Regions from separate parts of the Homo sapiens genome. Here region 1 is linked to region 2. Evidence: chromatin contacts called from ENCODE Hi-C or POLR2A ChIA-PET data. All regions are on one chromosome and are shown on one strand. The core of a region is the stretch at or near the end of the contact, and the rest is flanking DNA. Distances in the headings are between cores, read along the strand shown. Region 1 overlaps TGFB3 (transforming growth factor beta 3). Region 2 overlaps TTLL5 (tubulin tyrosine ligase like 5).

Region 1 (3,746 bases), core at 1-2,500, 230 kb after region 2:
TTGTTGCTTGTGTGTTTCCCGAGGAGCGGGCAGTCAGGCAGTGGTGGTTCTCTCTCCCCTCTCTCTGTCGCACGTGGGGTCTCAGCTACATTTACAAGACTTCACCACCATGTTGGAGAGCTGCTCCACTTTGGGGGTCCTCCCAACATAGTACAGGATGGTCAGGGGCTCCAGGTCCTGGGGCACGCAGCAAGGCGAGGCAGATGCTTCAGGGTTCAGAGTGTTGTACAGTCCCAGCACCTGGGAAGGGACATGTCAGTGAGAGGTTGGAAGGCCAAGTCTCAGGCCTGGAACCCAGGAAGTCGCCCAGTTCCAGGGGCAGTCCCAGAAGCTGAGCAAGTGCTAGAATGGCCACGGGTGCTCTTTAAGAGGAACTGTTGGGGGCCGGGTGCAGTGGCTCACAGCTGTAGTCCCAGGACTTGGGAGGCAGAGGCAGGCAGATCACTTCAGGTCAGGAGTTTGAGACCAGCCTGGCCAGCATGGTGAAACCCCATCTCTACTAAAAATACAAAAAAATTAGCTGGCTGTGGTGGCAGGCGCCTGTAATCCCAGCTACTTGGGAGGCTGAGGTGGGAGGATCACCTGAATCCAGGAAGCAGAGGTTGCAGTAAGCAGAAATAGTGCCACCGCACTCCAGCCTGAGCCACAGAGTGAGTCTGTCTCAAAAAAAAGAAAAAAAAAAAAACTGTTGGAACCTGGTTTGGGTGAGTGAGTAGTTGTGTAGTTGCTGTTCATCCACAATGACAGAAGCAGAACAACTGCACTTGTTTGGGGTGATGAGTTGAAGCATATGACAGTTACTACACTGATAACGAATTATCTTGGCTTTTTTTTTTTTTTTTTTTTTTTTTTTTTGAGTCAGAGTCTCACTCTTTCACCCAGGCTGAAGTGCAGTGGTGCAATCTTGGCTCACTGCAACTTCCGCCTCCTGGGTTCAAGCGATTCTCCTGCCTCAGCCTCCCAAGTAGCTGGGATTACAAGCGCGTGCCACCACACCCGGCTAATTTTTTACATTTTTGGTAGAGACAGGGTTTCACCATGTTGGCCAGGCTGGTCTCGAACTCCTGACCTTGTGATCCACCCGCCTTGGCCTCCCAGAGTGCTGGGATTACAGGCGTGAGCCACCGTGCCCGGCCTATCTTGGCTTTTAAGAAAACACTTACATTGCTCTTCCTAGCTGGAACTGATCACTTCGGTGAGAAATGTTCTCACAAAACATTGCCTTGAGCCATTTAGTAAGTGCAGCGTGCAGGGCCCCAGACAGGATGCAGAAACAATGAGCTAGAAGGAAACATGCTTCACAAATTACTGCCCTATTTTTGATTCCCCTCAAGGGAAAGACAGACTAGTTTCAGGGGTTGTGGACTCTCGGCTATCTCACTTTCTGTTCCTAGCATTTCAAATTAGCTTCTTGTCCATCCTTGTTGTTGTCTTTCAGAGTAAGTTTTCTACATTCGAGAGGCTGGAATGATCAGAGTTCTGATAGAAGCCTTTCTACTTCAGTGTTCCTTGCCAGCCACATGCACATATCTCTGACATAGGGTAACACGTGGCAGTTAATTAATTTCTACGGTACAGAGAGCTTTGGACAAAGCAAATTAAAAAGCTGGTTGAAACTATGGTAGGAATTTAAAAGGGCAGAATGTGACTGAGTAGAACTGAGTCAGGGTGCCAAGATCAGAACCTTCACCAGAGGAATTTTACTCACCCCAGACCATCATTTGCTCACTCAACATTCAATCCTTCACTCATTCTTTTTAACAAGTGGTCTGGTCGGTCAGCCCCAGTGCCTCAGATGGCATGAGCCTGCTCCATACCGTGCTGTGGGTTGTGTCTGCACTGCGGAGGTATGGGCAAGGGCCTGAGCAGAAGTTGGCATAGTAGCCCTTAGGTTCATGGACCCACTTCCAGCCCAGATCCTGTCGGAAGTCAATGTAGAGGGGGCGCACACAGCAGTTCTCCTCCAAGTTGCTACAACAAAAAACATTTATAGAAAATCAACTTAAAACCACCAATAAAAGAAACTTCATGAATGCTCTCATATTCTCCCTTGGAGTCCTTTCATGCCATCATAGGTGGCTCTGATCAATGGAATCCCAGGTTCAAGGGCATGGGGCAGAAGAAACCAGAAAGGCACATTCATGTGTTAAAGACCAGGATCCCAAGGATGTAAGAAACAGAGATAAATGCTGCATGAGGAAGAGTAAAGAGGCAAAGGTGGCCCTGCACCCTTTTCTATCACAATACAAAGCAGTGCTATGAAGCGCTCCACATAAAACCAAGCACTGAATGTTATTAGCCAACTCAGCTTTGTTGAGGTTGGTTTTATTTTTACCCTCCTAATGTGCACCCAGACAGAAATCAATTCTAAGTTTATGCAGCTTGACTACTATAGTAGGTGACTGCTGAGACTCAATCCAAAGGCCATTTAGCCAAATAAGGCATATCCTTCTATTAGAACCGTGGTTCAACAGATCACCCAAATGTGATTATCAGGCCCCTTCAATTCTGTTGCCTACAGAGATCATTTGGCAATAATACCGCTTGCCAAGTGGACAGCTAGCCTCTGCTTTAATATCTGCTGAGACTTAGAACTTGCTACTTCCAAAGGCAGCTATTAGCCAAAATCTGGCTTCTTGTGGGTTCCAAGGGTGAACCATGGCAGACACCATTGGTTATCTATTCAATAACCATTCCTAACTCCCTTCTCCCTTGTGACATCCCATTACAGAGTCGAAAACACCAGATGCTCCTTTTCCTGTCCTCCCTTGAGAGTAGCGGTGGTCATGTGACCCAGTAATGACCCATCAGACAAGGAGAAGTATGCAGGGGGTAAGGGCAAGTTCTGGCAAAGATATTCGATTATTTATAAAAGTGACAGATGGAAGAAGAAAGCTTCTGGCTCTTCCCCTTCCCTCATTCCTTCTTGTCTTAAATGTGGACAAGGTGCCTGAAGCCCTAGCAATCACTTGTGACCATAAGGAAAAGGATGAAAAGCCAACATACTAAGCATGGCAGACTGGAAAGAGAGAAAGCCTGAGTCTTCGGTGGCATCATTAAGCAGCCAGCCCACCCTAACCCTGCTGCTACAGGCCTCTTGTGAACAAGAAATCACTATGATTAAAGTCACTGGCCAAGATCATTCGTTCCTAACTGATTCGTTCCTAACTGATAACTGATTCGTTCCTAACTGATTTGTTCCTAACTGATGGAATAAATAAATCTACATGCCAGCCTTTGTGGCAACTACCTTGCCTCTCCTATACCTTGCTGTTGAGCTGTTCCCCCAACTGAACATCCCTAGTTTCCCAAGCCCAACCATCCTCATAAGACATGGTTTCCAGATCTAAATATTTCCCAATTCGTTCTCCCCAGCTTCATTTCGGCATCCTCTGAGGCCAGATGGACTCACTCACTCATGCTCCTTCCTTTACCTGCAGTGCTTCCCCTCCTGGATCCCTTCATCCCCAAACCTCATCCTTGAAGCCTCTGCTCAAATTCCACACCCTTCTGAAGCCTTTCCTGTGTCCATAGGTGAACTCATTGCTCCCAGTTAAAGCACTTAATCCTTCGGACCCTCTCATGGGCGTGATCATCTTCTCCCTTTTAGTAGTTGGCATGCATACTTTATCCTCCCTTTATAAATGAGCAGTGAAACTGCTCCTGAGTAAGAGAAGCTGGGTCTTTTCTATCTCTCTATTGTGGCTACCCAGTAATTTCTGAATTCATTTGTTAATTTCTCTAGC
Region 2 (6,244 bases), core at 2,927-5,426:
TGGAGTAATACAGGTAGTAAGGATATGAGAGTCGTGCTTTGGTTAGAAGGCAGAGTAACAGGGAAATAAAGAATATGGGTTTTAGAGCCTAACAGCCTTAGTTTGTAACCATGTATATCCATATCTAGTTTTGTGATTTTCAGCAAGTTACTCTAATCCTGTTTCCTCAACTATAAAATGGCAGTAATGGTGGTGTCTACCTCCTGAGAATACCATGAAGATCAAATGAGATGATGCACGCAAAGCACTTGACACAATGTCTGGCCCTTACGTTGTACTCAATAAAAATTATTTGTTATTTTTGTAATTAGACATCATAATTCCTGATCTCTTTAACAGATTATCGTTAACAGGCTATATTTGAGGGTCAGTAAACAAAGGGAATTGTTGAGATTGAATAGAAGATGGTAGATAAATCAGGACCTAAAATTATATGGGAAAAGAAGAGGTTGTAATATATTTTTTAAAATACATATCTGATCATGTCTTCTGAAATCCTTAAATGGTTCCTTAGGCTTAAATTGTATAATAGAAACTTGATATGACCTGAAAGGCTTCTAAGGTAACTCAGGTAACTCTTCTAGAATTCCATTTCCCCTCATATACCTTATAATCCAGCTGTACTATAGTATACTTCTAAGCACTCTGTGCTTTTGTGCCACTGTATGAGTTCTGCTGTTTGGCCTAAAAACTCTCCTTCTGTCTCTGCCTTGCATGCTCCCATTTCTTTTCTAAGATTTAGTTCTCCACATTGCCTCCTCCCTCATGCTGTTCTTTTTTTTTTGAGACAAGGTCTTGCTCTGTTGCCCAGGGTGGAGTACAGTGGCATGATCACCGTTCACTGCAGCCTCCACCTCCTGGGCCCAAGTGATCCTCCCACCTTAGCCTCTCGAGTAGTTGGGACTATAGGCATGTGTCATCATGCCTGGCTAATTGTTTAAAAAACTTTTTGTAGAAATGTGACCTCACTATGCATTATGCTTTTCTGTGCTTGTTTGATCATTCTCTTTTCCTATCACATCATGATGTTTTGTTTATACATACACTCAGCCGTGTCTGAGTTTATTTTCTTGAATTCATAACAGCCAGTGTGTCCTTTCTTCCCATTTCACCCTATTTCTGCCAAACCAGAGCTTTCAACATTTCTCTTGTCCCCTTTTTAAATTTTTTTTTTTAGTTTTGTATTAGAGACAGGGTCTCACTGTTGTCTAGGCTAGAGTGCAATGGCGCAATCGTATTTAGCTCACTGCAGCCTTGAACTCATGGTACCAAGTGATCCTCCTGCCTTGGCTTCCCCAAATACTGGGCTTACAGGCATGAGCTACCATGTAAGCCCTCGCTTGCTACCTCTGCACCTGTTTTACCGTGTGTCTGAAATACCTTTCTTGTGTTACTTTACCTAATAAATTACAGACATTTTTCAAGACAAAGTCAAGTGTCACTTCTTTGGTGATGTTTTTTTCTAATGCTCCCAGAGTTAGCCTGCTCTGCCCTTATACCCCCAGCACTCTGTTTGTAACTCTACAATAGTATCTGTATGTTGTCTGGTAGTCATGTGTATATTTGTCTCCTGTAGCCGACTGGAAACTCCTTGAGGACAGTAAGAATATCTCCGTCAGTTTTGCCCCCACCATGCATGGCAGCACTTTTTTTTAAATTGAGACAGTATCTCACTACGTTACCCAGTCTGGCCTTGAACTCCTGGGCCCAAAGGATCCACCTGCCTCAGCCTCCCGAGTAGCTAGGACTATAGGTGTGTGCCACCATACCCAGTTGCATGTCAGCGTCTTTTGCTCTTAGAGAATGTTCAGGAAATGTTTCTTGAATGAATGATTGGCACTTGCTTTAATTGCTTTTTGGTGGCCTGACAGTAGACTTCCCAATGGATCTGGTTTGGTAATGGCCTAGAACTCTTAGAATTATTGCAGACTGTTTGAAGATGGGGATGAGGGGTTGGGACTAGGAGCGTAACTCCAACTTCCAAAACCTCATTAGATTTAAATAATAAATAAAGGTTTATTTTTCTACATCTACTTGGCTCTTATATGAGGGTAAATTTCTGATATCCCTTGCTGTAAAAATCTTTGTTCTAAATAATTATAAAACCTTTTCTGAATGTTTCCTTTTGTTTGTTTGTTTGTTTGTTTTATAACTTGATTGCCTTTTGGAAGCTTGGGAGCTTCATTATTGAACTTATTGGCAATAGAATGTTCCGACGTGGAAGAAGCTGTGACTTTCTCTGACTCAGTGAAATACCCCTTAAGTCCATTTCATCAGCCATGGGTCTCCTTTCTTCCTCCCTACTTGTGTTCAGTTTTAATAAACTGAGTGCATCTGGAGTTTTTTAAGTTGTTGACTATCTTCTTGGCTTTTGTGGTTCTAATTCCACTTCCTGTCAGCCCTGGGATTTTGTGTGCTTCATTAACCTCATCCCATCAGATATGATTTTGTATACGTGTGTATATTTGTATGAGTCTCTGCCTCCCACTGACTCCTAACTTCCCCTGGGGTTTAAGTCACAAGGAATAAGCTAGTTGTTTTTTTTTTTTTCCATTTATTTTAGAGTAAACAGGAATTGAAAGCTTCCCAGAAGATTTTGGCTCAAACAGAGCATTGGTGCTTTTAGGGGAAACCAACAGACCAGACATGGGGTTCGCTATATTCTTTTGGTGGTTGTTCCTGTCCTTCCATCTTATGGATCTCTGCCAGGGGCATTCCCTTACTATCTCAGTGTTTGTATCCTATGATTTCTTTCCCATCCTACCACCTGTAATGTTCAACTATGTTTCCAGGTATCTTCAATATCCCATCCTATTTATTTATACATTTAATTTTTCTTCAGTTCCTGCTGTGGGCAAGTCATAGGTTAGCCTTTCGGCAGTGTATTACCATCAAGTTTGTTCCTCTCAAACCAAATTTTATGTAGGATGAGATACAGATATAGATATATATATACCTCCATTGCACTATTAGTGTTTAAATGTAGACTTGAGAACCTATACAAACTACCCGAAACTTTGTCATTTAATGCTTTTTCCTAGATTTGCACATCTGGCAAGGACCTTAGAGAATAATTAGTTCAGATATAGAAATTGAAACCCTGAGAAATGAACTCTATGTTCCAGGTTCTAGAGTTAGTGAGTGAAATAACTCAGGTCAAAATGACTCAGCTTGTATCTATGGGGCTTCAGAAGATGGGTTTTGGCAATCAGATAATCTTGATCATAAGACTTTTGATTTATAGAATTTTTTATGCCTCCCTCAATAAGACAGATTTTTTACAATCTAATTTTTACTGCCTTCCAAGATCGTGAAAATATGGTACCATGTGAAATAATATGCTTAAACAGCAATCCTTTAAATATGCTTAGGAAATTGGCATTGTGAGATACAACTGGCTATGAGAATAGCTTTTGGATCAGTTGAAGAAAAACAGCCAAAAACAACAGGATGTTCGCTGCTCTTTAAAGATGTTGCTGCTGACAGTGGGTTTATCTCTGTGTATTAGCATGGCTGAAGTCATGGGTTGTGACCCAGGCCTGGGATCATGGGGACAAGTTGTGGAGCCACTTGTAGAACTGATCAGCCTGGACTTGTTCTGATCAGAGCCCAGTGACGTGTTTGCTCCGCACCAGCCATGCCCAGTACACCTCTGTGTTGACGATACCTGGTTTGGTTTTCTGTTGCTGCCATTCTTGACCATTTCACAGGGTAACCTGAGGTTCTTATAGGGAGGATGTCCATAAATAATTGTTGGAGGAATGAAAGCAGGCAGTGTACATTCTCCAACAATGTAAACTACTTGGCCACCCACAGAAAAATAATGAGAGTCATCAATCTCTTCACTTTTTGAGATAATCTCCTTTTTTGGTTTATCATATGCTCCTGTTTAGATGGGAAAGGAAGTTTACTACAGAAGAAACTTATGTAGGAAGTATCTACTGTTTATCAAGCAAACATTGGTTATTTCCTTTAATTTGGTTTCACTGGTTATTTCTTTTTAGTCTTCGACAATTTTGGTTGGTATTATCTGTGTTTTATAGACATGGAAAAAAGATTCAGAAAGGTTAAATAAGTTGTCCTAGGTCATGCAGCTAATAAATGGCAAAGCCAAATTTGGGAGCCAGTTCTCTCTGGCTCTTTCTCCACCCACATAAAGACATGTCCTTATGAGTCCGGCCACTTTTGGCATGCCCCATATCCTGGATTCTCCCTCTGCTCTCCCGTAACTAGATACTCAGGAAAAATGATATCATCCTTTCTAGCAGATCAGGCCTGAAAAGGACACTCCTTTTGCTCTAGTTAAGCATACCCAGTCCTAAATACTCCTTTCAAATCTACCTTTACATCTGGTAACCAGATAGCATATTGATTTCTTGGACTAGTTAACCAATTGGCTGTGGGCATTTTCTTTTCATTTTCTTGTGGGTCTGCTTTTTTCCAAAATTCTCCTTCTGGACCCCATATAAAGACTTCCTCTTTAGCTTTTTCAATTTGAATCCAAAGCCAAGGTAAAAAGAATTTCCTTCATACAATAGCATTTCAGTGACAGTGAGTTCTGGCTAATGTCAGCACTTTCCATTGCCTCAGGGACCACAGCTTCAGCTGGGACTTTATTTCTGGGGAGAGTTAGTGGATTGATCCAAAATTAGTGGTGTGACATGTTTAGTAATCTATTAGGCCTTGGATGGATTATTATTTTCTTGAGAAAATCTTTATTTCCTCCTCTCTCCCTAAACTAACTTTTATCAGGTTTTTTCTTAATACAGCTTTAATATGTAAAGTTTCCTAAGAATCTCTCTTATTTTCTTTATGATTGGTGGCTTTATTATAAATATTTCAAGTGTTGTGATCAGGGTTATTTTGTAGGAAGTGGCTGCCAATTATTTTGTCTTTCTCAAAAACTATGCATTGTTTTTCACTTAAAATATATTTTTTTCATTCAGTATTTCTGAAGTATTTCCTATGTGCTAGTTATGGTGCAGGCTACTTGTAATACAACAATGAATGAAACATGGACCCTGCCCTCAAGTGATAGGGAGGAGCAGACATGAAATGATAAATGACATTACAAGTAGTATAAGTGACTCAGGTGCTCTAGGAATATATAAGATTTACTAGCTGTGCCTAGGGGATCCACAGAAAGCCATTTTTAACAGCAAGAATGTAGTATGCAACATACAGTGTCATGACAGGATGTGATATTTTTTGAAATGGTAAGAAGTATGACTAAATATAGCGTGCATAGAATGGGGGAATAGAAGATAGGGTTATGGAGGTGGATTTGGGCCAGAATATAAAGAATTGACAAGTTTAAATTCATCTTGTAGCTAACAGACAGCCACTGGAAGTTTTTGAGCAGGGGAGCGATAGGATTATTATTATTTTTCTTTAACTTTTATCATAATTTAATCCAAAGCTTAGGATGACAGAATTACAATAAAGGGAATACAGTACAATATTACTAGCAATGACTGACTTAAAATCTTCTAGGAACCAAGCTGACATTAGTTTCTGTTGTTGGACCAATTCACTGCCTACCTCTATGTGACTGCTAAGTTTGTTTTTCTAAGAAAAGTATAATTCTCATGGCCTTGAAGAATGGACTACAATTGAGAGAGGCAAGTGCTAGGGAAATGACTAAGGTGGTAAGAGGTGTGCAGTGATAATATATACTTACCATATGACCCAGTAGTCCCACTCATAGGTATTTTCCCAGAAGAACCGAAACCATATGTTTATACGAATATCTGTATACAAATGTTTATAGCAGCTTTATTAATAATTGCCAAAAATTGGAAACAATCCAAATGTCCATCAACTGTTGAATGGGTAAATAAATTGTGGTATGTCCATATAATGGAATACTACTCAGCTAGAGAAAGGAACGAACTATATTATTGGTATGTATAACAACATAGATAAATCTCAAAAGCACAATGCTAAGTGAAAGAAGCCAGTTTCAAGAAACTACATATTACATTAATTTCATTTATTTGACTTTCTGGAAAAGGCAGGAAGCAGACAAAAATGAGATCAGTGGTTGCTGAGGGTGGGAGTGCGACTGGAGAGGGGCACAAGGGAATGTTTGTTAAAATTGTCCTATGTCTTGTGGTGGTGTTAGACAACTGCATATATTTGTCAAAACTCACCAAAATGTATACTTTAAAAGGGTGAATTTATTGTATGTAAATTAGACTTTGATAAATCTGCCTGAAAACAAAAAGCAATGATAGATGGATGA

Evidence for each region. Hi-C counts contacts between places; a loop is a spot of excess contacts on that map. ChIA-PET counts read pairs that join two places held with the same protein, here RNA polymerase II (POLR2A). Pooled maps may share reads with other maps.
Region 1: a pooled map shows a loop between it and region 2 (2.2-fold over the local background). The contact joins two enhancer-like sites. A Hi-C loop is called at or near these places in 8 of 168 maps with a recorded cell type or tissue (Caki2, IMR-90, astrocyte of the cerebellum and 5 more) and 5 of 50 pooled maps. POLR2A ChIA-PET finds 5 or more read pairs at or near these places in 5 of 52 experiments (BJ, Caco-2, GM12878 and 2 more).

Annotation. Positions count from the first base shown.
Region 1 is chr14:75,959,106-75,962,851 of GRCh38, forward strand. TGFB3 (transforming growth factor beta 3) reads right to left here. Exons shown (of 7, transcript NM_003239.5): 6 at 1,818-1,971; 7 at 1-240. The coding sequence ends at 82. Among named protein-coding and RNA genes, the nearest start is that of TGFB3, 21 kb to the right of the region's middle. RefSeq lists a silencer at 1,272-1,321. Within about 2 kb of position 1,251, at least 3 of the 41 ENCODE cell types and tissues checked have a DNase peak (open chromatin) inside an H3K27ac peak, as active enhancers do.
Region 2 is chr14:75,721,480-75,727,723 of GRCh38, forward strand. All of the region lies in intron 12 of TTLL5 (tubulin tyrosine ligase like 5), which reads left to right. Among named protein-coding and RNA genes, the nearest start is that of TTLL5, 63 kb to the left of the region's middle. Within about 2 kb of position 4,177, at least 8 of the 41 ENCODE cell types and tissues checked have a DNase peak (open chromatin) inside an H3K27ac peak, as active enhancers do.